Regions from separate parts of the Homo sapiens genome. Here regions 1, 2, 4 and 5 are each linked to region 3. A link is a loop called in an ENCODE intact Hi-C map of the cell type or tissue named here. Cell type or tissue: chondrocyte. All regions are shown on one strand.

Region 1 (5,000 bases), 230 kb after region 3:
GTCTTTGTTCTCTTATTGATTTCAAAGAACTTACTTATTTCTGCCTTAATTTCATATTTATCCAGGAGTCATTCATGAGCAGGTTGTTCAGTTTCCACGTAGTTGTGCAATTTTGAGTGAGTTTCTTAATCCTGAGTTCTAATTTGATTGCGCTGTGGTCTGAGAGACTGTTATGATTTCTGTTCTTTTGCATTTGCTGAGGAGTGTTTTACTTCCAATTATGTGGTCAATTTTAGAATAATTGCGATGTGTTGCTGAGAAGAATGTATATCCTGTTGATTTGGGGTGGAAAGTTCTGTAGATGTCTATTAGGTCTGCTTGGTCCAGAGCTGAGTTCAAGTCCTGAATATCCATGTTAATTTTCTGTCTCGTTGATCTGTCTAATGTTGACAGTGGGGTGTTAAAGTCTCCCACTGTTATTGTGTGGGAGTCTAAGTCTCTTTGTAGGTCTCTAAGAACTTGCTTTATGAATCTGGGTGCTACTGCATTGGGTGCATATATGTTTAGGATAGTTAGCTCTTCTTGTTACATTGATCCCTTTACCATTATGTAATGCCCTTCTTTGTCTCTTTTCATCTTTGTTGGTTTAAAATCTGTTTTATCGGAGACTGGGATTGCAACCCCTGCTTTTTTTTCTTCTTTCTTTCTTTCTTTCTTTTCTTTCTTTCCTTTCTTTTTTGTTTGGTAAATCTTCCTCCATGTCTTTATTTTGAGCCGTTGTGTGTCTTTGCACATGGGATGGGTCTCCTGAATAGAGCACACTGATGGGTCTTGACTCTTTATCCAATTTGCCAGTCTGTGTCTTTTAATTGGGGCATTTATTTTGATCCTGTCATAATGATGCTAGCTGGTTATTTTGCCCATTAGTTGATACAGGTTCTTCAAGTGTCAGTGGTCTTTACATTTTGGTATGCTTTTGCAGTGCCTGGTACCGGTTTTTCCTTTCCATATTCAGTGCTTCCTTCAGGAGCTCTTGTAAGGCAGGCCTGGTGGTGACAGAATTCCTCAGCATTTGCTTGTCTGTAAAGGATTTTATTTCTCCTTCACTTATGAAGCTTAATTTAGCTGGATATGAAATTCTGGGTTGAAAATTCTTTAAGAATGTTGAATGTTGGCCCCCACTCTGTTCTGGCTTGTAGGGTTTCTGCAGAGAGATCTGCCGTTATTCTGATGGACTTCCCTTTGTAACCTGACCTTTCTCTCTGGCTGCCCTTAACATTTTTTCCTTCATTTCAACCTTGGTGAATCTGATGATTATGTGTCTTGGGGTTGCTCTTCTCGAGGAGTATCTTGTGTTTTTCTTTGTATTTCCTGAATTTGAGTGTTGGCGTTTCTTGCTAGGTTGGGGAAGTTCTCCTGGATAATATCCTGAAGAGTGTTTTCCAACTTGGTTCCATTCTTCTTGTCAGTTTTAGTTTCACCAATCAAATGTAGGTTTGGTCTTTTCACATAGTCCCATATTTCTAAGAGGCTTTGTTTGTTCCTTTTATTCTTTTTTCTCTAACCTTGTCTTCATGTTTTATTTCATTAAGTTGATCTTCAGTCTCTGATATCCTTTCTTCCGCTTGATCAATTCAGCTATTGATACTTGTGTATGCTTCCCGAAGTTCTTGTGCTGTGTTTTTCAGCTCCATCAGGTCATTTATGTTCTTCTCTAAACTGGTTATTCTAGTTAGCAGTTCCTGTAACCTTTTATCAAGGTTCTTAGCTTCCTTGTGTTGGGTTAGAATATGCTCCTTTAGCTCGGAGGACTTTGTTATTACCCACCTTCTGAAGCCTACTTCTGTCAATTTGTCAAACTCATTCTCCATCCAGTTTTGTTCCCTTGCTGGCATGAAGTTGGGATTCTTTGGAGGAACAGAGGTGTTCTGTTATTTGGAATTTTCAGCCTTTTTGCACTGTTTTTTCCTCATCTTTGTGGATTTATCTACCTTTAGTGTTTGATTTTGGTAACCTTTGAATGGCGTTTTTGCGTGGTTATCCTCTTTGTTGATGTTGATGCTGTTGCTTTCTGTTTGTTATTTTTCCTTCTAGCAGGACCCTCTTCTGAAGTTCTGCTGGAGTTTGCTGGAGGTCTACTCCAGACCCTGTTTGCCTGGGTATCACCAGTGGAGGCTGCAGAACAGCAAAGATTGCTGCCTGTTCCTTCCTCTGGAAGCTTCATCCCAGAGGGGCACCATCAGATGCCAGCTGGAGCTCTCCTGTATGAGGTGTCTGTCAACCCCTGCCATCAGGAGGCATTGGGGTCAGGCACCCACTTGAGGAGGCAGTCTGTTCCTTAGCAGAGCTTGAGCGCTGTGCTGGGCGATCCGCTGCTCTCTTCAGAGCCAGCAGGCAGGAATGTTTAAGTCTGCTGAAGCTGTGCCCACAACTGCCCCTTTCCCCTGGTGCTCTGTCCTAGGGAGATGGGAGTTTTATCAATAAGCCCCTGACTGGGGTTGTGGCCTTTCTTTCAGAGATGCCCTGCCCAGAGAGGAGGAATCTAGGAAGGCAGTCTGGCTACAGTGGCCTTGCCAAGCTGTGGTGGGTTCCACCCAGTTCGAACTTCCCACTGGGTTTGTTTACACTGTGAGGGGAAAACCACCTACTCAGGCCTCAGTAATGGATGACGCACCTCCCTTCACCAAGCTGGAGTGTCCCAGGTCAACTTCAGACTGCTCTGCCAGCAGCGAGAATTTCAAGCCAGTGGATCTTAGCTTGCTGGGCTCCGTGGGCGTGGGATCCGCTGAGCCAGACCACTCAGCTCCCTGGCTTCAGCCCCGTTTCCCAGGGAATGAACGGTTCTGTCTCTCTGGCGTTCAGGCACCACTGGGGTATGAAAAAAAACTCCTGCAGCTAGCTCAGTGTCTGCCCAAATGGCCGCCCAGTTTTGTGCTTGAAACCCAGGGCCCTGGTTGTGTAGGCACCCCGTGAAATCTCCTGGTCTCCAGGTTGTGAAGACAGTGGGAAAAGCGTAATATCTAGGCTGGATAGCACCATCCCTCACCAACGGCACAGTCCCTCACGGCTTCCCTTGGCTAGGGGAGGGAGTTCCCAGACCCCTTGTGCTTCCCAGGTGAGGTGACACCCCACCCTGCTTCTCCTAGCCTTTCGTGGCCTGCACCCACTTTCTAATCAGTCCCAGTGAGGTGAGCCGGGTACCTCAGTTGGAAATGCAGAAATCACCTGCCTTCTGCCTTGGTCTCACTGGGAGCTGCAGCCATCTTACCCGGGAATCCCCGAAGCCGTTATTCTTAACGAGTGTGACACACACCAGTTTTGAGCAGTAGCAAAAGGAACAACGTGCATGTTGGAGACTCAGATCAGAACTTGAAAGTCATTGGAAAATGGAAGAAAGGACAATATGAATGGGGATTTCAGTTGAAGAAACTTTTAAAAGCAGTAGTGGCATGCATCTGGTTGATGTAGAAAGAAAAGAGTTCAGACAAGGGTGACTAATGAGAGATAGTAAAGGAAAGTGGAATGTATGAGTCATGCAGTGGAGAGGTTTCCTTTTGGCAACTACACTTGCTTTAAGCACAAAAAAAGAGAATAGCTTGCTGAAGACATTATTATAGCATTAATATATGAGTCTGAGGAGAATTTTTTCCCATTTGACTTGCTTTCTATTTATTATCTTTTTCTTTTCTAGATGATTCCATGTCCAAGTATTTCAGATGCCACTTTCTTATTCTCATTTGACTGTTATTTCTTAGGTATATTTTCTGGATTAAAATAGAGTAGTTTTTAGTTTACATTTGTTTTTGTTAATCTCCATAATTTGTTTATATGTGGTCATGGTGCTATTCTCTGGTTCAGAATTGAGGTACTAAAAGAAGTAGGTTTTAATTAGCATGTTAAATTTTGGTAATATTGAAAGGTTCCATTTATTAGGTATGGGATTTTACTGTAAGAAGTTAGCCTTCTTCAAGATTTTTCTACTAGTACTCCTTTCACTTTTTAAACCAACTTTAATATACTGCTATAAATTCATTATTTTTCTCCTTCTAGTCTCCCCTCCCCGTCTCTCTTGTGAGAAAATAATTTGAAATCAGATAAGGTCTTTCTCCTGAAGGAACTGACAATTTAGTATCTAATACAGTAAGTGCCATGCAAGAGCAGGAAAGCAAGGAACATTAAATTCTGTGGCACAGAGGACAGACATTCCATTAAGATACGAAGAGATATTTCAGCTGATCCTTGAAGGCTTGTGACAGAGCTTGGAAAGGCACTCTAGACAGAGGAACAGCCTGAGGAAGGCATAGAGCAACCCAGGTCATTCAGTGAGCTGTAGCCTAAACAAGGGGAAGCCTCCTACAGATTTCACTGTACCTCCTGTAGACAAACATGAGTCAGGGTGATTGCTTCTAAAAGAGGAGTTATAGTTTTAACCTGCGACTAGTGGGCAGCTAGTGTCACAGTAAGACTAAGAAGGAAGGACATAAAAAAAATTCTGCAGAGTGGAGGCAAAGCTGGAGTACAACATGAGGGAAAAAGCCACATATACACCTATAGCTCTCCACCTTTGAGAAAACTTGCTAGAGGGAACTCCACGTTCCATAGATGACCCCACTTGCTCATTGCTGGCTGTTTTTCTCTCAGTTTTTAATGTTTTATTATGCAGCTATCCATTGATCCTTTTAGTAATAGATGTATTTATTGAACTTGTGCCATGTACCAGGTACTGTTCTATGTTCTGTATATTTTCCAGCTTATTTAATAGCTTTCTTATGATTTTTACTTTAATGGTCTTGGTAACTTCCCTATGTTGCATAGATCACAACTATTACACAGCCACCTCCAGCTGCAGGGTAAGCTGGGAAAGTGAGTATTTAGCCTTTCTTGCCTTGATAGTGGAGGCCGGCCACAAAAATGGAAGTTAGAAATGAGTATGTCTGCTGCAAAATCACTTTTCTTACTTGCTTCCTTTGTTTATTTCTACCCCCTTTCATTTCTTTCTCGTTGTAAAACTAAGTTGTTAGTTTTCTCTGAAGAAACTAAAATTCTTTAAAGATTAAGAA
Region 2 (5,000 bases), 350 kb after region 3:
TTGGCTTAGCTTATTAAAACATTTGAAATTCCAGTGTGAAGTATTAATCTAAATTCATTTTTTCTCTAAACAGTTTTTCCAAAGGCATTTATTAAGTATCAATCTTTTCCCGATTATTATAGTTCATCTGTGATTCTCCATATAGCTGCATCTAGCTACACACAGTCACAGCTGTATACTGAAATGGGAAGAGAGTGGGCTTCAGGAGAGATGTCTCTGGGAAAATTAAAATGACAGAGTATTGATGTTTTTGGAAGACCCTATGGAAAACAGCATTCAGTGGGGTTTTGTAATCCTTGGAGAGTTTGGAAATAATTCACTATAGTTGGATAGAAAACCGAAGATAAAAATGAAGCAATTAATTCTAAGAACAAAACATTATACCAGAAAGGAAATGTAGTCATAGTACACATTCATGGCTTAGCTATATTAGTAATCATAAATGATTTAATCTGAAATGGGAATATCTATAACATACAGGGAGGATAAGGAAAGTGAAGAGAGAGAGAAGGAATAAGGTGGCATCAGGAGGCCAAGTCCTCTTATCTGTAATAAGTTAACAGATAATGTTTGAAATTAATAAATGTAGAAATAATGATATAAACATACTATTTAGGAAAAAATGGAAACAGAAGAAACAGCTAACAGAGTTAGGGAGAGGAATTTAGAAGACTGTTTCTCACTATAGTCCTTGTAAAAATGATTTGGCTTTTTAAACCATAAACTTCTATGGATCTTATGAAATTGAAAAACTAAATCTCAGATTTAAAAATATTTACAAATATGTTTTTGTGGACTAAATTCATGCTTCTGGCCTGAGGGAAACTTTGTCCTATTACTTATTACAATAAGGGACAAAAAAGATTTTACAAACTCCTGAAGATGCTTAAATGCTATTTCAAAATAGAAAACTAATTGCTGGCAGGAATATTCTTTGCCAAAATGTGGAAATAAGTACAATTGAGTTTGTAACTTTCCTCCTGCCCAATCACGCTTGAGGGGTGTCCTCTCAGTAGCCATGATTCTCACCTGGAGCTTCAGGTGTGAATGAAAAACTAGAGAAGTCTGGACTGAAGAAAATTAGAGTAGCAGGAAAAATGCTCATAGATGATAAGCTTCATTCAACCCAGCTCAGAATTGCTTTAGAATGCCTTCAATAATTTGAAAATATATACTCCTGTAAATAAAATGACTTCTAAAAGACTTCTAAAAGAAATCTCTATACGCTCATTGAATTAAATAGAAGTTGTCTTAAATGGCTCGCATGTTTACTGTCGGCTGCTTGTTTTCAGATGGTTTGTCACTTGTACTTGTTAATGTTTATTTAATGTATTAAAAATTGTATAAATTGATGAAAAAGTTGAAAATGCATAAGGACAATTTAGAAATAATTCATAAAGATAAATTATTAGAAAAAAGTTGCTACTAATCAGGGGGAGGAAAGAAAAACCTAGAAGGATTCTCTAATCAGATTGTTTGGAAAGTTTTGTTAGGTTCATGCTTTACAGAAACTGAAATTGGAGATCATAGAAAATATATTGGGTGTGGTTTATATTAAAAAGATGACAATTACAATCTTTGACCCCACATTCAGTTTGGCTCCACATTTAAAACCAGCAAATTAATACATATTTATGTTTTAGGATAAAATAATGCATTAGGTATGTATCATTCTCTGCAAATTAAATGACCACTTACTGGTACCAATCATGTTGGAGTTCATTAAATTTATCAGCTTAGCTGACTTTAAAAAATGCTATAAAAATAAAAATTCTAGCATTTTAAGCCACATCAACATAAGCAACAAAATTGAAAGGAGTAAGAAAAAAAATGAAATGACATTAAAAACAGTATTTGTAGCTTAATATTTGACAGAGAGACAGTACAGATCATTGGTTAAGAGTAAGAGGTCTAAATCAGATTTTCAAAGTCTGAATTCCAAATCAGTTACTAATCGTGTCCTTAGGCAAGTTGCATACTCTCTAAGCCTCAATTTCTTCATTTATAAAATGGAGAACGCAGTACCAACTCCCTAATGATACCCTTTCACTTTCTATTCAAATGAAGAGGAAAATTAGAAGAGAAACTTTACTAAAGGTCTTTACCAAATAGCTTTAAAATTCAGTGAAAAATATTTCCCCTCAATTATTCCAATTGAAGTTAGAAAAAGAATAAAATGCCATCTACTGTTCAACTTTATGAACTGCAATATGCTTGCTTGTATAACTGTCCAGCCTTTTTTGAAAAATGGTTTCCACCATGAAATTCTGATATTGTCTTTAACATACTGAGGATGTCTGCATTAAAGAAAATCATTTTAATATTATTATTTTTTAAATAATTTTATTTAAATTTAAATAATTTTTTAAAATAATAATATTTTAAAATAAGATATTATTTTATTAGCATGGTAATCTTCCATTCTCCAGTTATTTGTTTGCTAATTCTCTGTACTTTCTGGACCTATCTCCTTTTAGCTACTGGAAATACCAAGAAAAACTGAAAAAAATTTTTGAATGTTCATAGGAAGCCTCTGTGATTAAAATGACAAGAAAGATAACCAAGCCAGGATTGCAAATCTCTCTCTTCTTTTCCTATTCCCAACAATGATGGTTTCACAGTAAGTTAGCCAACTACTGGATTTATTCCTACTTTTGTTATCAAGTTTCTTTTAAAAACAAAAACACATATTTGAGGTAAATCTGAGTATTTCAACTATATAAGGAAGGAAGAAAACTAAGATTATACTTAGAGATAGATTTAATTGTGATTCTCTTTTCTCCCTGGCCCTAAAGGCCACTTACTTATGTGACTGAAATGGAGTGTGTATCTGTTTTTGAAGAAGTGGATATAGTGGGATAGGGCAGACAGGGAAGGGCTGTCTACAGAATATTATGGTTTTCAGGTTTCAAAGACTTCAACACTATCTCCGATGACCAGATTATTCAAAAAGTTAGCAATAAAAAGGGTGCTAAGCAAACTCATTCATTCAGTTCTTCCCATACATATTCAGGTTTACATATAAATGCAGATGTACCCATGAAGTTACATTTTAGGAAGAGAATTTTGAAAAATCTAGCTCCGCGTGTGTTAACTGCATATGCAAGATGAATGAGAAACCAGAACATAAACACAGTGAGTGAATGTTTAAATGAGGTCATCTGTGCAGGATCACACTTCAAAATGTGTAATCATGGAAAACAAACACAGCTGAAAATATGTCAGAGTTGAATTTTAGTGTTTTATTTCTTTCTTTTTTTTTTTTTTTTGAGACAGAGTCTCACTCTGTCACCCAGGCTGCAGTGCAATGGCATGATCTTGGCTCACCGCAATCTCTGCCTCCCGGGTTCAAGTGATTCTTCCACCTCGGCCTCCTGAGTAGCTGGGATTACAGGCGCATGCCACCACGCCCGGCTAATTTTTTTGTATTTTTGTAGAGACAGGGTTTCACCACATTGGCCAGCGTGGTCTCAATCTCCTGACCTTGTGATCCACCTGCCTCGGCCTCCCAGAGTGCTGGGATTACAGGCGTGAGCCACTGTGCTCGGCCAATGTCTTATTTCTAAGTCACAGCTCCCCCACATAAATTTCTCTTAGCCATGTGCTAGATATTTTTCAAACTCTTTGTGTCAATAATTGGTAAATAACTGATCTCAATGTATTTTCTCCCAAAGTTAGTAGCTCTCGAAAGGTAAAAATTCAAACCTGTTAGAATACTAAAGGTGACCACTTGTCTGTCTCAATACCTCCTTTAGCTACAGACAGCCGTCCAGAGCAATGGCACCTTCTGATGGCCTGCCAAGGGAATTTTAAGACCTAAAACTTATTCTGCCTCTTCTTTCCTCTTATGTAAGTGGTTAGGAGTTGGGGAGAAGAGGAAGACAAGCAAATCAGAATCATCTCAGGAGCTTTATAAAACTATACATGCCTTTATACCAGATCCACACCACAGCAGGAAAGAAGTTAACAGTGTTGTTTTTTTTTTTTTTTGAGACAGTCTCGCTGTGTCGCCCAGGCTGAAGTGCAGTGGCGTGATCTCAGCTCACTGCAACCTCTGCCTCCCTGGTTCAAGCAATTCTATGCCTCAGCCTCCCAAGTAGCTGGGATTACAGGTGCCCACCACCATGCCCGGCTAATTTTTTATATTTTTAGTAGAGACAGGATTTCACCATCTTGGCCAGGCTGGTCTTGAACTCCTGACCTCGTGATCCACCCTCCTCAGCCTCCCAAAGTGTTGGGATTACAGGCATGAGCCGCCGCGCATGGCTTTTTTTAAACTGACTAACTAATCACTGCTAGCTCTGCACAGGTGAGTCTGATAAGCTTGGCTTGCATCTGTACTCCACCCTTACTTGAGAAACATGGTTTGCAGAATACAAGTTTAACAACAGGAGGCTAAGGAGTTAGAGCCACGATGTGCTTCATCTGAAACTCTAGTTAAAAAAAAAAAAAAAATTAGAGACAGGGTCTTGCTCGTTGCCCAGGCTGGAGTGCAGTGGTGCAGTCATAACTCATAGTAACCTTGAACTCTTGGGCTCAAGCGATCCTCCTGCCTCAGCCTCCTGAGTAGCTGGGAGTACAAGTGCACAGCACCATGCCTGACTAATTTTCTACTTTTTTGTAAAGATGAGGTCTCGCTATATTGCCCAGCCTGGTCTCAAACTTCTGGCCTCAAGCAAACCTTTCACCTCAGCCTCTCAAAGTACTGGGATTACAGGTGTGAGCCAATATGCCCGGCCTCTTACCATATTAACAGCTTGATCAATTTCATTTCAGGCAAGTTCTCACACAAACCTTCCATCCCCATTTAACACTATCCTCTTGGCACTTCTCTAATAGCAGCTCACTGATTCTAGGAAAAACTATTCCTCTCCATTCCAATTACAAATTACAAATTAAAACTCGATCAAGATGGAGTTACTACAGAGCAGTGTTAGTGATATATCTGCATTTAGGAAAAAGGAAAGGTGTTAGCTGAATAGAAAATATAAAATTAAATA
Region 3 (5,000 bases):
TCCACGGCGCCCAGTCCCATCGACCACCCAAGGGCTGAGGAGTGTGAGCGCACGGCGCGGGACTGGCAGGCAGCTCCACCTGCAGCCCTGGTGCAGGATCCACTGGGTGAAGCCATCTGGGCTCCTGAGTCTGGTGGGGACGTGGAGAGTCTTTATATCTAGCTCAGGGATTGTAAATACACCATTCAGCACCCTGTGTTTAGCTCAAGGTTTGTGAGTGCACCAATCGACACTCTGTATCTAGCTGCTCTGGTGGGGCCTTGGAGAACCTTTATGTCTAGCTCAGGGATTGTAAACACACCAATCAGCACCCTGTGTTTAGCTCAAGGTTTGTGAGTGCACCAATCGACACTCTGTATCTAGATGCTCTGGTGGGGCCTTGGAGAACCTGTGTGTGGAAACTGTATCTAACTAATCTGATGGGGACGTGGAGAACCTTTGTATCTAGCTCAGGGATTGTAAACGCACCAATCAGTGCCCTGACAAAACAGGCCACTCGGCTCTACCAATCAGCAGGATGTGGGTGGGGCCAGATAAGAGAATAAAAGCAGGCTGCCTGAGCCAGCATTGGCAACCAGCTCGGGTTCCCTTCCACACTGTGGAAGCTTGGTTTTTTTGCTCTTTGCAATAAATCTTGCTACTGCTCACTCTTTGGGTCCACGCTGCTTTTATGAGCTGTAACACTCACCACGAAGGTCTGCAGCTTCACTCCTGAGCCCAGCAAGACTAAGAGCCCACTGGGAGGAACGAAAAACTCCGGACGCGCTGCCTTAAGAGCTATAACACTCACCGCGAAGGTCTGCAGCTTCACTCCTGAGCCAGCGAGACCACGAACCCACCAGAAGAAAGAAACTCCGAACACATCTGAACATCACAAGGGACAGACTCCAGACGCGCCACCTTAAGAGCTGTTAACACTCACCGCGAGAGTCCACGGCTTCATTCTTGAAGTCAGTGAGACCAAGAACCCTCCAATTCCGGACCCATTACTGCACGCCCGCCTGGGCTCTGTCTCTAAAAATAAAAAAATTATACTTTTATAAACTCTTTCCTTGAAGGGTTAAATGCATATGAGGAAGCGGCACATGGACTTCCTTGGCGCTTCCCCCACCCTCCCTTTCTACCTTGTGTCCATACCAAATTTTGTGATTTATCACTAAGTACAAATTATTAGTTAAGTGCTATAAAGATTCTTTTGAAATACCTTTTGGGAAGGATATAGAATTTATTTTAAGAGCATAAAACTAGACAACTGGTGTTTCTTTATTGCTTGCTTTGGAACTCATATTCCTATTGGAGTTCCCAATTAGGCAGTTTGCGAATGAAAATTTCTAAATCTTGGGCTAAAGCCTGTTTTGGTAACAACTTTAGTCCTTATTTGAATTACATTAGTAGGCATGTGTACAACCTGTAACTTCTGAGATATTTGGTCCTTGAGACTTCTAGCGGCATTAAAAATATGACAGGTTCTAGGCTCTCGGTACTTACACACTTTTCTCTCTTTTTTTTTTTTTTTTTTGACAAGGCTGCTAAGAGAACACTGCAATCTTTGGGTAGTTCACCCGTTTTCTTTACTGTGCAAGGTTCATAAAGGCAGGCACTATGTCTGTCATGTTTGTCACTATATCTCCCATGCCAACCACAGTGTGTACTTCACATAATGAGCATTTCAAAGGCAACATTTGGTAAAGAGATATGAATGAAGGTCTTACACTGAAGCAGTGGGGAACAGTAGAACCAGCCTAAGCATTAGATCTGGGTTCAAATTCCAGTTTTGCTCATTATCTATGTGATCTACAGCAAGTTGCTTGACAAACTTTAATTTTTACTTTTTTGTAAAATGGGAATAATACCTATTATATAAGGATTATAAGAATCTATAATCATTTATTAAAACTAAGGAGTGTTTAGTGTTTTCTTCGTAATGTGTTTCAAAATATGGGCTTTAAAAATTGAGTGAAATACAATTCCTGTCCTTAATAAATTTCCACATACGATAGTAAGACAAATAAAAAAATACTACGGAAATTTTATGGGTTTTCAAGGTCGGGAGTGATGATGTGTTTGAGGGAATTAGGAAAGGAGGTGGCATATGAAAAAGTCCTTAAGGGATATTTAGGATCTCAGCAGTTAAAATGGGTAGGCATATCCAAGGTAAACAAAGAGAACATAAGCAGGGAGGTAAAAAGGTACTGAGTGTGACTGAAGAAGGGCCAGTTACTCCTGGCTGAACTGTAAGGTTCGCACAGGAAAGTAGAGATACGTCAGAAATGTGTGGTGGGGCCATATTAGTGGTGACAGGTTCTTTCTTTAATCCAGTAGACAATGAGAAACGCTGATTTGGGTCTATGGCATAATAGGAAGTAGTATGCCACATACTGCATGTGGGAGTTCTGCAGGACAGATTGGGAAGTGCATGCGTGTAAGACTGGGAAGACCAGTTAGGAGAGGCTATTGCACTGTTTTAAGTAAGACATAATAAAGCCCTGCACCAGGCGGAGAGCAGAAGGAACGCACAGAAGACGCAGGAGAGGCACATTTCAGAGAGAATCCAGTATGCAATGGATGTCGCACACAAGAGAGAGAGACGCAGGTGACCGGAGCCATTTACACTAATGGGTAAATCTCGGGAAAGCGCTGGTTTCGGCTACCGGCCAGTTACAGGTTTGAGGTGCCCGTCGCCGCCACCTTCCCTTTTTTTATATTCCTCTTTTTCTCATGGCCGCCTCCGCTTCCCTCCATCTCTCCCGCGCTAGTAACTGAGCTTTCAGTCATCGACCTGACCCTGCGTTTTCCCTCACGCTCCGATTCTGCTTCCTATCACTGCCTCCTACTGTACTATCACAGCCAGGACGAGCACGGGTCAGGCACTGAGGCTGTGGGACACTCCACCCGCCTGGTCCCCTATCGCCTCCGCCTAGGCAGCTGCCATGCGTGCGCCCCCACAGCTCTAGGACCAATAGGCAGGCCCTAGTGCTGGGACTCGAACGGCTATTGGTTGGCCGAGCCGTGGTGAGAGATGGTGCGGTGCCTGTTCTTGGCCCTGCAGAGAGCTGTGGGCGGTTGTTAAGGCGACCGTTCGTGACGTAGCGCCGTCAGGCCGAGCAGCCCCCAGGCGATTGGCTAGACAATCGAACGATCCTCTCTTATTGGTCGAAGGCTCGTCCAGCTCCGAGCGTGCGTAAGGTGAGGGCTCCTTCCGCTCCGCGACTGCGTTAACTGGAGCCAGGCTGAGCGTCGGCGCCGGGGTTCGGTGGCCTCTAGTGAGATCTGGAGGTGAGGCGGGCGGTGACCGAGAAGAGGGGCAGGGGCGGCGGGGAGCGGGGCGGAGATGGGTGGGAGCGGGGTTTGGGCTGTGTTGGTGGCAATTCTGGAGCTTCCCTCGGCCCTGGGAAGTGGCTACCGGCAGCTCCTGCGGACCTGGAGGGGGCTGCGGTTGCGCTTTGTCGGTGTGGCAGCTCGGACCCGCGGGGACTGCAAGGAATGTCCTTGAGGCCCGGCAGGCCGAGCGGCGGCCGGCATCAGTGCCGGAGTAACCCGGGGTCCCGGGGTGGGCTTGAGAGGCGGGCGGCGGTCTGGCCTCTTCGTGACTGCGGTCATCATCGGTGGACCCGCGGGGCGTAGCTGCGTTCATCGTCCCTGTTCAGTCAGAGTAGGCAGTGCTGGCTGCACGGTCACGAAAATCGGGGCGGAAAGGGTGTCAGGCAGGGTGACCTCGGAGGCCCCTGGATTCGAGAAATGCTAGGGGTCTATGGGGCTGTCGGGCCGGCAGCTCGCAGGGCAGACGGGAGAAGCGCCTGCATCCCGGGATCCGGGCATTCACGCCCAGGAACTGCTGTTCGTTAGCACCTTTCTTTTAGGTGACGGGAAAGATCTCTGTAAATACTGCTGACTAACTTAGAACCATGAAAGAACCGTGGATTGGTGTAGATGTGTCTGGTTATTTACAGGAGAACGGCTTGAGAGGATGCGGAGCCCAACGTGGGGATTCGCACAATGACTCAAAAGATTCTTCTCCCTCTTTTTTTTTTTTTTTTTTTGGTAAGGGGTGTAGTCTCCTTGGTGCTGATATTCTTTTAGGAAAAATGTACCTTGGAGATACAAATATAGAACAGTTAATTTCTGCAGTAGGAGGAGGTCGATGTACTCCATTCTTAAGTAGTCGTTTGAAATATTTCAGGATTTGAGGATATTCCTTCTTAGACATGGTCCTGCAGAGTCGTAGGAAGCATTTGTTTCTGGGCTATACTAAATGTGCATGATTTCGGCGTCCCACAAGGTAGAGAATGTACTTTTTGTTTACTTATGAATTTATTTTCCTCTCCATGCAGTGAAAGGCATTTTGCAATTTAGAGATAATCTAGCAAAGACCTGGACAGTACTTTGGGGATAGGCTGGATTTTGCAGGCCTGCTTTGTTGTAGTGTTCTTCCAGAACTTATGATAAACTTGGTGGCCAAAACAAATGGGAATTAGTAACATGAAGGTTAAACAAAATTGCACATAGGTTACAGCATTAACATGAAAATTGTCGGGTATGTGGGATAACCATTTCAAGATAAGAGTGTGAGTATGCGTGCATGCACACACTCTTTGTATTCCTTTATGGTCTAGTTTCTAGACTATAGATAGCCACATTATGGAATTACATGGTCTACTTAGGTTGACCCATGTGAAATTGCCAGTATTTAAAATTCAACTAACCTACAAAAATAGCAGTTTCATATGATTCCATTTAACACTTATCTTTGTCAGAGAACTTTGGAGCTCTAGCTTCATAAGTGAATGAAGAGAATAGATATGACTTAAAAAACAACATGTAATAGAATGTGAGCTAATTGGGTATAGAATCCAGATTTCCTGATTGCCAGTGCAAGATTCGTTTTTTTTTTTTTTTTTTTCCTTCTTTCTGGAATACCAGCTTGAGCAGCAGAATGCTAGATCTTGTTGGGATTGAAAATGACTGCCATATAAGACGCAGTTCTTGGCTTCAAAGAGACA
Region 4 (5,000 bases), 380 kb before region 3:
GTTAAAAATGCATCACTCTTAAATCTCACTCTTCACCAACTCCCATAGAATTACTGGTACTAAAAAACTCGTATGATAAGCTTTCAGATATTCTAACATGTTTCTTGCTTCAAGGTTAAGTTTCATGTACCTACCTGATTTATCGTGATCAAGGTGGTGGGGAGTTTTTGAGGATTTGGAGTCTTTCCTCTAATAATATCAGCTAACACTTACTGAGCATTTACTGTATATAAATATGTTCCTGCACGATCTCATGTAATTGAAGAGGAAGTGGGGTCAGGTACCATCCCTGACCCAATATTTTTTTTTTTTTTTTTTTTTTTTTTTTGAGACGGAGTCTTGCTCTGTCACCCAGGCTGGAGTGCAGTGGCGCGATCTCGGCTAACTGCAAGCTCCACCTCCCGGGTTCATGCCATTCTCCTGCCTCAGCCTCCCAAGTAGCTGGGACTACAGGTGCCCACCACCACGCCCAGCTAATTTTTTTGTATTTTTAGTAGAGACGGGGTTTCACTGTGTTAACCAGGATGGTCTCGATCTCCTAACCTCGTGACCCGCCTGCCTTGTCCTCCCAAAGTGCTGGGATTACAGGCGTGAGCCACCGCGCCCAGCCCCCAACCCTATTTTCATATGGAAAACTGAGGAGGCAGAGTTAAAATAACTTGCCCAAGCTTGTTTGAAACATTTCACACCAGGAGGGTCTGACCTGAGGGCTGAGCTTTTAAGCTGTGATGTGGACCATTCCTTTCCTTTCACCAGTCCCATGTTAATATGCATGCATGCGTAGGACTGAGCCAAAAACAGAACTACAAGGGTATGGAACTCATGGTGATCACGCCCTTCCCTAGCTCTGGGAAAAAGCCTGAGGCACAACATCCCTCACCCTCACTATCATTTATTCTTGCAATCATTCATTCAACAAATATTTGTAATTGAGGACATTCCATGTGCCACATCCTCACCAAGGACACAGTGGCCATCAAAACCAGATGGGACTGCTCTTACTGGGCCTACGATTCCCATGAGACACCAACACGAGGGTGGAATTTACGCTCACATAAACTTACAGCTGCAACAAGAGCTGTGAGGCACAGGAACAAGATACTGTGAGAATATGTAAAGGGGAAATCGCCTGATTAGGTCAGGGAAGTCTGTGAGTCTGTGACAGAAAAGGGGACATCTATAGAAACAGGAGAGGGGAACGTGTAATGGGGGATAAGAAGAGCATGGGGGGAGGCCCTGTGACGGGAAAGGAGCATGGCACATCCTGGGAATGAAAGTAGACAAGGGCTGGAGGAGGCCCAGCCATGCTTAGGACTCATTCTTTATGGTGAAGGTAGTGGGAAGCCTTTGAACCACCAACTTTGGACTGCATTCCTGAGCAGTTGCTCAAGGCCAAACAGTGCCCCAGCAGCCACCTTCTGTGTCTGTCTGCCATCTATGGAGTTATCAAGGAGGCAGATCTTCATAGCATCAGCATCCTTGAACTGTGACTTTAGTCGTGGTGATGGCCAGCTTGGGATCAGAGAGAACCAGGCCCTGGCAGCTTCCTGCTCTGTCCTGAAAGTTGACTTCCTTTGGTCTGTTGAATCATGGCATTTCCAGGAAGATCAAATATCACAAGAGAGAGATAGTAATTACACAATGTATTTGGGACAAAGATCACTCATACTTCTTTGCAAATAAGTCAGCTAATAATATTAAGAGTAATTTGGCTGGGTGCAATCGTTCATGTCTGTAATTCCAGCACTTTGAGAGGCCAAGGCTGGCAGATAGCTTGAGCCAAGGAGTTCAAGATTAGCCTGAGCAACAGAGCAAGACCCCCATTTCTACAAAAAAATTGTAAAAAATTAGCCAGGTGTGGCACGTGCCTGTAGTCCCAGCTGCTTGGGGAGGTTGAGGCAGGAGGATCACTTGAGCTGAGGAGGTTGGGGCTGCAGTAAGCCAAGATCACACCACTGCACTCCAGCCTGGGTGACAGAGCTAGACCCTGTTTCCAAAAAAGAAAAAGAAAAAAAAATGAATAATTTCAGTGTACTGAATTAACAGAATTCCACAGATTGTACCCTGCTATCTCTGCCTTTTCTGCCTTATCTCACTGTAAATTATTTGCTTGAGAAATGTGTTTATGCATAGTTTTCTGGAACAAAGCTGCCCGATGGCATTCCACAAGCATAGAAAAAATAATGATTATGGTGACTCACTTCTTGCTCGTTACTTAAATATTATTCACTAAACTTTGCTAACAAGAAAGAGTTACTATAAAATCGCTTCTCTGCCTCACTGGATATAATTTTCTCTTCAGTTTCAGATGCCATCTCCAGTGCTATTTAAGAGAGGTTTGCATGTGGATGTGAGAGAGATTACTTGCTTATTTATCTATTGCTTATTTACGCTTTTGTTTCAATATTTCTAGTGACCCCAACTGAGTGATTCGGATGTGAGCATGCACAGTCCCTTTACACCATGCACCTTACAATGATGGAGAGTTGAACTCATCAACATAATTTTCAAAAGACTGACACTTTTTTTTTCAGTCATAAATGCTTATATTTTGAAGATGGAGATATTATCTAGAGGCTTCTAGATAAACCATTTAACTCTAAAGAAGAGAAAACAGAATAACCCTTCACTGAGGGAATTCCATTTATTGATTAAAAAGCTGATTGGAATTTGCATTTGCACAGGTAGGGGGAAATCCCAATTTGTAGTCTGTGTCAAGTGGGGCCAGCCCCAGGTGAAATTGGCCATCTCAGCCCATGAAAGCAAGAGAAAATGTCAGCTGGGGAGATCCTCAAGAGAAAGTGTGGGGGATGGTGAATTTTATGTGTTAACTTGACTGAGCCATGGGATGCCCAGATATTTAGTCAAACAGTATTCTGAGTGTTTCTGTGAGGGTGTTTTTGAATGTGTTTAACATTTAAATCAATAGATAGTGTAAATGTGATTGTCCCCCAAATGTGATTGAGAATCATTTAATCCACTGAAGGCCTAAATAGAACAAAAGGCTGACTCTTCCCCATTAAGAGGGAGTTCTTCCTACTTGACTGCCTTTGAGCTGGGGCATCATTTTTTTCCTTGCCTTTGGACTTGAACCATGAGCTCTTCCTGGGTCTTGAGCTTGCTGGCCTTCAGCCTGGAACTATACCATCAGGTCTCCTGGGTCTCCAGCTTGCTGACTGCAGATCTTGGAACTTGTCAGCCTCCATAATCACATAAGCGTATCCCTTATAATTCTCGCTTTCCATACCAACACACACACACACACACACACACACACACACACACGATATATACATCATTTTCTCCATTTCAGTATCAGCTGATGGGAGAGGAGACAAGAGGAATGGAGGTGTTCCACTTGGAAAGGCCAGGCTCTTGGTTAGGTGGGAGGTTGGAGGTCATCTGATCCAACCTCCTGCCTGAGGCAGAAGGGCTCTCTATATCATGCTGTACATGTTCAAGCATGCGGTTCTTTGGCTTTGGCCTGAATACCTCAGAACGGCACTGCTGTGCGATGTTATCAAGGGCTCTGGAATCTGATGGCTTGTGTTTCACCTGGCCTAAACTTCCTACCAACCATGGCCTTGGGCACATCCTTACTTGACTCATTTCTAAAATGGGATAATAATACCGCTCATCTCAGGGCTTGCTAGGATGATGCCTGGAGAATACAGAAGAACATAGTCTAGTGGCCAGTATCTATTACAATAAATGTTAGCTATTATTAGTCCTGCCATTTCTAATCTAACCTTAATTTGGGATGTAAATGCCCAGATTCAGTAATTCCATGTTAGCTTTTCTTTTAAACTTGAGGGCAGCTGCAGATTTGATAACCATAGCTTCTATGTATTCTAAGGCCTTGCTATTCAAAATGTAGTCTGCAGAGCAGCAGCATAGATAGCACCCGGGACCTGTTAGAAATGCAGAGCTCTGGCTGGGCCCGGTGGCTCACGCCTTTAATCCCAGCCCTTTGGGAGGCCGAGGCAGGTGGATCACTTGAGGTCAGGCGTTCGAGATCAGCCTGACCAACATGGTAAAACCCCTACTCTACTAAAAATACAAAAATTAGTCAGGTGTGTTGACACATGCTTGTAAACCCAGCTACTTGGGCGGCTGAGGCAGGGGAATCACTTGAACTTGGGAGGCAGAGGTTGCAGTGAGCAGAGAATGCGCCACTGCACTGCAGCCTGGGTAACAGAGTGAGAGTTCGTATCAAAAAAAAGAAAAGAAATGCAGAGCTCAGGCTTCAGCCAATGATAAGTATTAATGTTTAATCTAAGGCTCCAAACAAAGGTGACAAGGAACACTGGGCTAGTGATAGAGTTCTATGATAACACCCTGGAGACTCCTCTCAGTTTAAAACACTGATTAACATTTAACTTTAGCCAACATAATAAAAAACAGATTTCTGGGAGGATTCTAAATATTAGAAAGGGTAGGATGAGGAAAGGGCAAGATCCCAGGCAGCAGTTGGAGCTCCTAGACTCTTCCATGTCACTGGCATTAGATGCCTCAACTCTGCCCATCTTCTGTGTATTCTATTCAAATTCTGATTAGCCCAATCTGGGTCAATGTCTTCTACTCTTGGACACCTGGCCCTGGCCAGGCTTGAATGCACAGCCAGGATGATGCTGAGTCAGAAGCCAGCCCAGTGTGTGTCCACTACAAAGACCATGTTTCAGAAAGATGCATAAGTACAGGTTTTTTGCTCAAACAGCCTTCGTAGATGTCCACTACTTGACTACGGTGGATCCTAAACAAAGTTAATACAATGTTGGGCACCTCAAACTTGCTTCAAGGAAAAAATGGAGAAGGGAGCCTGACTTAGAAAGGAGCAAGTTATTTTTGGAGGAGAACAGTATATTTACCCTATGAAATCATTGAAAACAACTGCTAGCGTATTTGGGGTGTGCACTTAGCAGAGGCTTCATTTGGAAAGTTTAATAATACAGAGATCCTTTGTTTGAGGGGGTGTTAGCTTCCTTTAAAAATACAATCTT
Region 5 (5,000 bases), 650 kb before region 3:
GCCTGGGCGATAGAGCGAGACTCCGTCTCAAAAAAAACAAAACAAAACAAAAAAAAGAAGATCCTCCAGCACTAGCCAAGCCTAAAGAAAAAAACCTTCAGACAACTGCAACTTCATGAGATAATCTAATCCAGAATCACCCAGCTAAGACTCCTAAATTCCTGAACCACAAGAACTGTGAGATATTTATCTTATTATTTATCTGTTGTTGTTTTAAGCTCCTAAATCTTGGAGTAATTTGTGACACAGCAATAGATAGCTAGTATGCAATGTGAAGTTGTAATTAAGTATATAGTAATTGCAACAACATAAATTGATGATTGAATCTTGGAAACATTATGCCGTGCTTCCATTGACAGTAAAAAGTGGCAGTAAAGATGGATATTGCAAATTATATTTGTCTTAATTATAAGAATAGGGGAGAATAGTGTGCCACTGAAGTTTTCTTTTATGGAAGAATTTTAAACATGCACCATGTAGGGGTGGAAAGATGTGATACCTTTCCTCATCCATCATGAGTCATGGCTGACACTCTTATAACAAAAGAGCAGATTAACACAAGGAAAGCATAACAGATTTATTTAATCAGTTTTACATGACATGGGAGCCTTCAGAATGAAGGCTCAAAGACCCAGGAAAAGCTGCCTATTTTGATGTTTAGGTTTGATGCAGAGCAGACAGCCAGGCAGAAATGCGATTGGGCAAAAAGGATATGATCAACCTAATGGTAATAGAGAGGAGAAACCTGGCAAGATGTGTCTGTTCAAATTCTTCTTGGCCTCTCTGTGTGGTATTCCTTCCTCCAGGATACGGTGCAGGGCCACTCTGGAACAAAAGTCTTGAGAGCCACTATCAGACAAGGTAGGTCAGAGAACCTCTTTATGGCTGGCTCCTACAGAAAGACACGGCAAGATTAGAGTAATATTTCTAGATTTTATGACTGGCTTTGGGGGCATAGGGGCTCTAGTTTCTTCTTTTTTTTTTTTTCTTTCTGAGACAGAGTCTTACTCTGTGGCACAGGCTGGAGTGCAGTGGTGCAATCTCGGCTCACTGCAACCTCTGCCTCCCAGGTTCAAGTGATTCTTGTGCCTCAGCCACCCAAGTAGCTGGGATTACGGGCGTGTGCCAGCACATCCAGCTAATTTTTGTATTTTTAGTAGAGATGAGGTTTCACCATGTTGGCCAGGCTGGTCTCGAACTCCTGGCCTTAAGTGATCCACCTGCCTTGGCCTCCCAAAGTGCTGGGATTACAGGCGTGAGCCACCATGCCCAACAGTGGCTCTAGTTTCTGTGACCCATTTTGAAAAAGAGGAATTCTAGTTTCTATGGCTTGCTCTGGGGAAGAAAGGGGAGCAGGAGAAAGAAAGGCAGGAGAAGGTCAGAAAGATCTTCTGACTCTCTTTTCTTCAGTTCCAAGTATTCAACATGCCAAAGTGCCACACTTTGGGGTCTCATTTTCTGAGGCCCAATAATCATTACATTTCTTTTCTTTCTTTTTTTTTTTTTTTTAAGATGGAGTCTTGTTCTTGTTGCCCAGGCTGGAGTGCAGAGGTGTGATCTCAGCTCACTAAAACTTCCACCTTCCGGTTTCAAGCGATTCTCCTGCCTCAGGCTCCTGAGTAGCTGGGATTACAGGCGCCCGCCACCACGCCCAACTAATTTTTGTATTTTTAATAGAGACGGGGTTTCACTTTGGTGGCCAGGCTGGTCTCGAACTCCTGAACTTGTGATCCGCCCTCCTTCGCCTTCCAAAGTGCTGGGATTTCAGGCGTGAGCCGCCGCACCTGGCCTAATCATTACATTTCTTTGAAGTCTTTCCTTAAAGCTCTTCCACCCTCATTTTCAGAATACTTATATAGCAGATCTGTGGTTTTGGTCTGCCTAGCGTTTTCTCCTTCTGGTAAGAGAACACCTCTTCTCCCTTTGGCATCTCCAGTCCGTGTTCGTCATGTGACTTCACTGGCTCTTCCTTAGGGATGGGTTATGAAATCAAACTTGTCAGTTGGGATCCTTTATATCGGGACCCACACAGATGAGCCAAGATGTTCTCTCTCAGGATTCCTTGGGCATGCTCTGCCCCAGGGAGTTCTGATAGGAAGGCTTTATTGACCACAGCTGAAGTGCTGTTACAGAAAAGCCTAGACTTAGGAGCAAATAAACTCAGCTCTCATCTCGGTTATCTGGTGGTTGGGCTGAGAGGAGAAAGGTGCTCCTCAAGCTTGGCTTCTCCAGCTTCACCGAAGCCAGGGATCCACAGGAGAGCGCCCGTGTTGACAGCGTGAGCGGCGACCCGGTGTCGGCCTGGCGTCCCGAGCCTGTGCACTGGGCCGTTTTCTTTTTCTTTTCTTTTTTTTTTTTTTTTTTTTTGAGACGGAGTCTTGCTCTGTTACCCAGGCTGGAGTGCAGTGGTGCGATCTCGGCTCACTGCAACCTCCGCCTCCCGGGTTCAAGAGATTCTCCTGCCTCAGCCTCCCGAGTAGCTGGGACTACAGGCACCCGCCATCATGCTCGGCTAATTTTTGTATTTTTGTAGAGTCGGGGTTTCACCAATTTGGCCAGGCTGGTCTTGAACTCCTGACCTCAGGTGATCCGCCCGCCTCGGCCTCCCAAAGTGCTGGGGCTACAGGCGTGAGCCACCACGTACGGCCAGCACCGGGCATTTTTCTTACTTTAGCCATCCCGTGTTTGAGGTTGCTGTCTGGGCTCTGCTCCTACCCGAGGGCACCCCTGGAGGAAATTCTCGAGGTGACCTGGACAGGGCGGGCTGGGCGAGGACGCTCCCGGGGCCTGGAGGCGGAGTCGGGGGCGGGCGCGCGCAGTCATCTGACTCGGTGACTCACCCGCGGCCGCGCTTCCTCTGATCCGGGCCGGGCGGGAAGTCGGGTCCCGAGGCTCCGGCTCGGCAGACCGGGCGGAAAGCAGCCGAGCGGCCATGGAGCTGTGCGGGCTGGGGCTGCCCCGGCCGCCCATGCTGCTGGCGCTGCTGTTGGCGACACTGCTGGCGGCGATGTTGGCGCTGCTGACTCAGGTGGCGCTGGTGGTGCAGGTGGCGGAGGCGGCTCGGGCCCCGAGCGTCTCGGCCAAGCCGGGGCCGGCGCTGTGGCCCCTGCCGCTCTTGGTGAAGATGACCCCGAACCTGCTGCATCTCGCCCCGGAGAACTTCTACATCAGCCACAGCCCCAATTCCACGGCGGGCCCCTCCTGCACCCTGCTGGAGGAAGCGTTTCGACGGTGAGCGCTCCCGGCCCGGCCGGGAGTTGTCCTGGGGGAGGGGAGAGGCGGACCACCCCGGAGCGCTGTGCAGACCCTCACCACCCCACTGCGCAGACGAGAAACCGCCTGGGAGCTGGCAGGCGATCTGCCCAGCGCCACATGGACTGAACCCACGCTCTTGCCCCCACCCTCCTACTGCTTCTTAAGGGACACCTTGGGTGCTCAGGAACCCTGGTTTGAGAGCCGGATAGTAAGTGGAAGAGGGAGTTTGCTCTGAGGCCTTGTTGGGCAAATGGCATGGACGGAGGGGACACCGGAGCTGGGGAGGAAAGTGACAGCTCCTTATTTGAAGGACGTGCAAAGGGATAAGTTACCCGAAGGGCTTAGACAAGCTCTCTTGAGGGACCAGGAATCCCCCAAAGCTGACTGTCATTTATAGGCCAGTTTCGCCCCCTCACCTCTCCTCACATCTCCTGGTAACAGCTCAAATGGCAGAAGTCCTCAGTTTCGAGCACTGCCTAAAACTGCCCTCTCTCCTAAAATCTCTTCCATATAAAATGTGACATGTTTGCATCTGACTACGTTTCTGCGGTCAGTGGTTAGGCAGTATCCAACTTTGTTTCTCAACACCGATCATGTTGCCTGCTCTCCCTGCTTCCTCTTTTACAGACCCCTAGATAGCGCCTCTGTCTCTCTCACCCTTTGGCTGCAGACAGGGTGAGTTTTGTCATGGGAGTCAGCCAATCACACCATAGACAAGGCAGGTTCCCCTGGGGAGATGTTTGAAGACGCCACACACTGTCCCCTCAGTGTGAGACCTGTGTAGGTGGGACTGTCCTGAAGGCGTATCGTGCCCTGCAGAATTGTAATTTGGTGCTAACTGTACTGCCTCCTGGCATTCCCCAAGCCTGTCGCTGTACCCAGTGGATACTATAGAGCTTAAGTGTGCTTGCAGGACCCTGAACAGGTGGGGAGGGAATGTCAAACTAACTGAATAATGTGTTCTGACCCCAGATAGGACAGGTGCCTAGGCTCAAGCTGCAGAGGCCCAAGATGCTGATGGCAGAAATGGTTCATTCTCTACAATCAGAAGGCTCATGGTTTCCTTCTGTTTTGTACAACTAAATGGGTATTATCAGTCTCTATTTTAGACACACACACTAATGAGCCTTTGGTATCCAATCTGCTAAGGCCAGAGTGGGGTTAAGATGTAGAACCAAAGTGTTTGGTTGCATTGGGATATTCAGAAAGATTGCATGGAAAGTACATGAAGGTTGTCTCAGAAGATCATGACTAGGGTTGGAAATCTTTTTAAAAACAAACACGCTTATTATGTTTGCCTTGGAGTTCAGCTTGTAGAATTGGATTTTCCTTCTGTGTCATACTGCTAAGTAAAACAAGGACTTGGTAATATGCTGAACTGACTGTGACAAGAAAGCATGGGTGATGTAAGTTAACAATAGGTAGATAACCAGGACTTAAATCAGCTGAGATGGTTCGAAGGCAAGGCTTGGTATTTCAAGGCATGTGCGGGTGATTACCTGAAGAGTTTGCCTAACTCATGGCCTCTGAGTGAAGCAGCCATTAATTATGCCTGGTATTATTAGGAAGCAGGTCATAAAATGTGTTGGCCCTTATGGCTAAGACTTGAAGGCATGCATGTGAGCATTCTAGGAACTCAGAAGGAGCAGCAGGTATCTCAGAGTAAAAGCACAGTGGAGTTGGAAAGATTTGGAAATATGGGAGTGTTCACAAAGTGCGACGTGGTCAGGAACACACAGTCTAGG

The links. A loop is a pair of places that touch in the nucleus more often than their neighbours do. Peaks named below come from ENCODE experiments on the same cell type or tissue, not always from the same donor. Only the 100,000 strongest peaks of a DNase experiment are listed, where the experiment ranks them.
Region 1: a loop joins it to region 3, with 2.6 times the contacts of the local background. A loop is called at or near these places in 7 of 110 quality-filtered maps.
Region 2: it touches region 3 in a loop (5-fold over the local background); 25 of 110 quality-filtered maps call a loop at or near these places.
Region 4: it touches region 3 in a loop (2.2-fold over the local background); 3 of 110 quality-filtered maps call a loop at or near these places.
Region 5: a loop joins it to region 3, with 2.4 times the contacts of the local background. A loop is called at or near these places in 10 of 110 quality-filtered maps.

Annotation. Positions count from the first base shown.
Region 1 is chr5:75,563,596-75,568,595 of GRCh38, forward strand. The region is part of intron 3 of POLK (DNA polymerase kappa); the gene reads left to right. Among named protein-coding and RNA genes, the nearest start is that of ANKDD1B, 45 kb to the right of the region's middle. RefSeq lists enhancers at 1,985-3,184, 3,139-3,358, 3,379-3,458. In chondrocyte, no CTCF peak of the experiment used is centred here; a DNase peak (open chromatin) is centred at 2,282.
Region 2 is chr5:75,679,265-75,684,264 of GRCh38, forward strand. All of the region lies in intron 10 of POC5 (POC5 centriolar protein), which reads right to left. Among named protein-coding and RNA genes, the nearest start is that of POC5, 36 kb to the right of the region's middle. In chondrocyte, CTCF peaks have their summits at 2,174 (motif pointing left) and 2,382; no DNase peak of the experiment used is centred here.
Region 3 is chr5:75,334,025-75,339,024 of GRCh38, forward strand. It overlaps HMGCR (3-hydroxy-3-methylglutaryl-CoA reductase), which reads left to right and starts at 3,196. Exons shown (of 20, transcript NM_000859.3): 1 at 3,196-3,276. RefSeq lists enhancers at 3,107-3,667, 3,668-4,226 and a silencer at 3,308-3,427. In chondrocyte, CTCF peaks have their summits at 2,434, 2,637 and 2,837; DNase peaks (open chromatin) are centred at 3,057 and 3,557.
Region 4 is chr5:74,952,978-74,957,977 of GRCh38, forward strand. All of the region lies in intron 1 of LOC105379040 (a long non-coding RNA gene), which reads left to right. Among named protein-coding and RNA genes, the nearest start is that of FAM169A, 89 kb to the left of the region's middle. RefSeq lists a silencer at 1,387-1,681. In chondrocyte, no CTCF peak of the experiment used is centred here; no DNase peak of the experiment used is centred here.
Region 5 is chr5:74,682,329-74,687,328 of GRCh38, forward strand. It overlaps HEXB (hexosaminidase subunit beta), which reads left to right and starts at 2,905. Exons shown (of 14, transcript NM_000521.4): 1 at 2,905-3,231. The coding sequence starts at 2,933. RefSeq lists a silencer at 2,593-2,932 and enhancers at 2,617-3,117, 3,623-3,672, 3,733-3,782, 3,793-3,882. In chondrocyte, CTCF peaks have their summits at 3,039 and 3,242; a DNase peak (open chromatin) is centred at 2,853.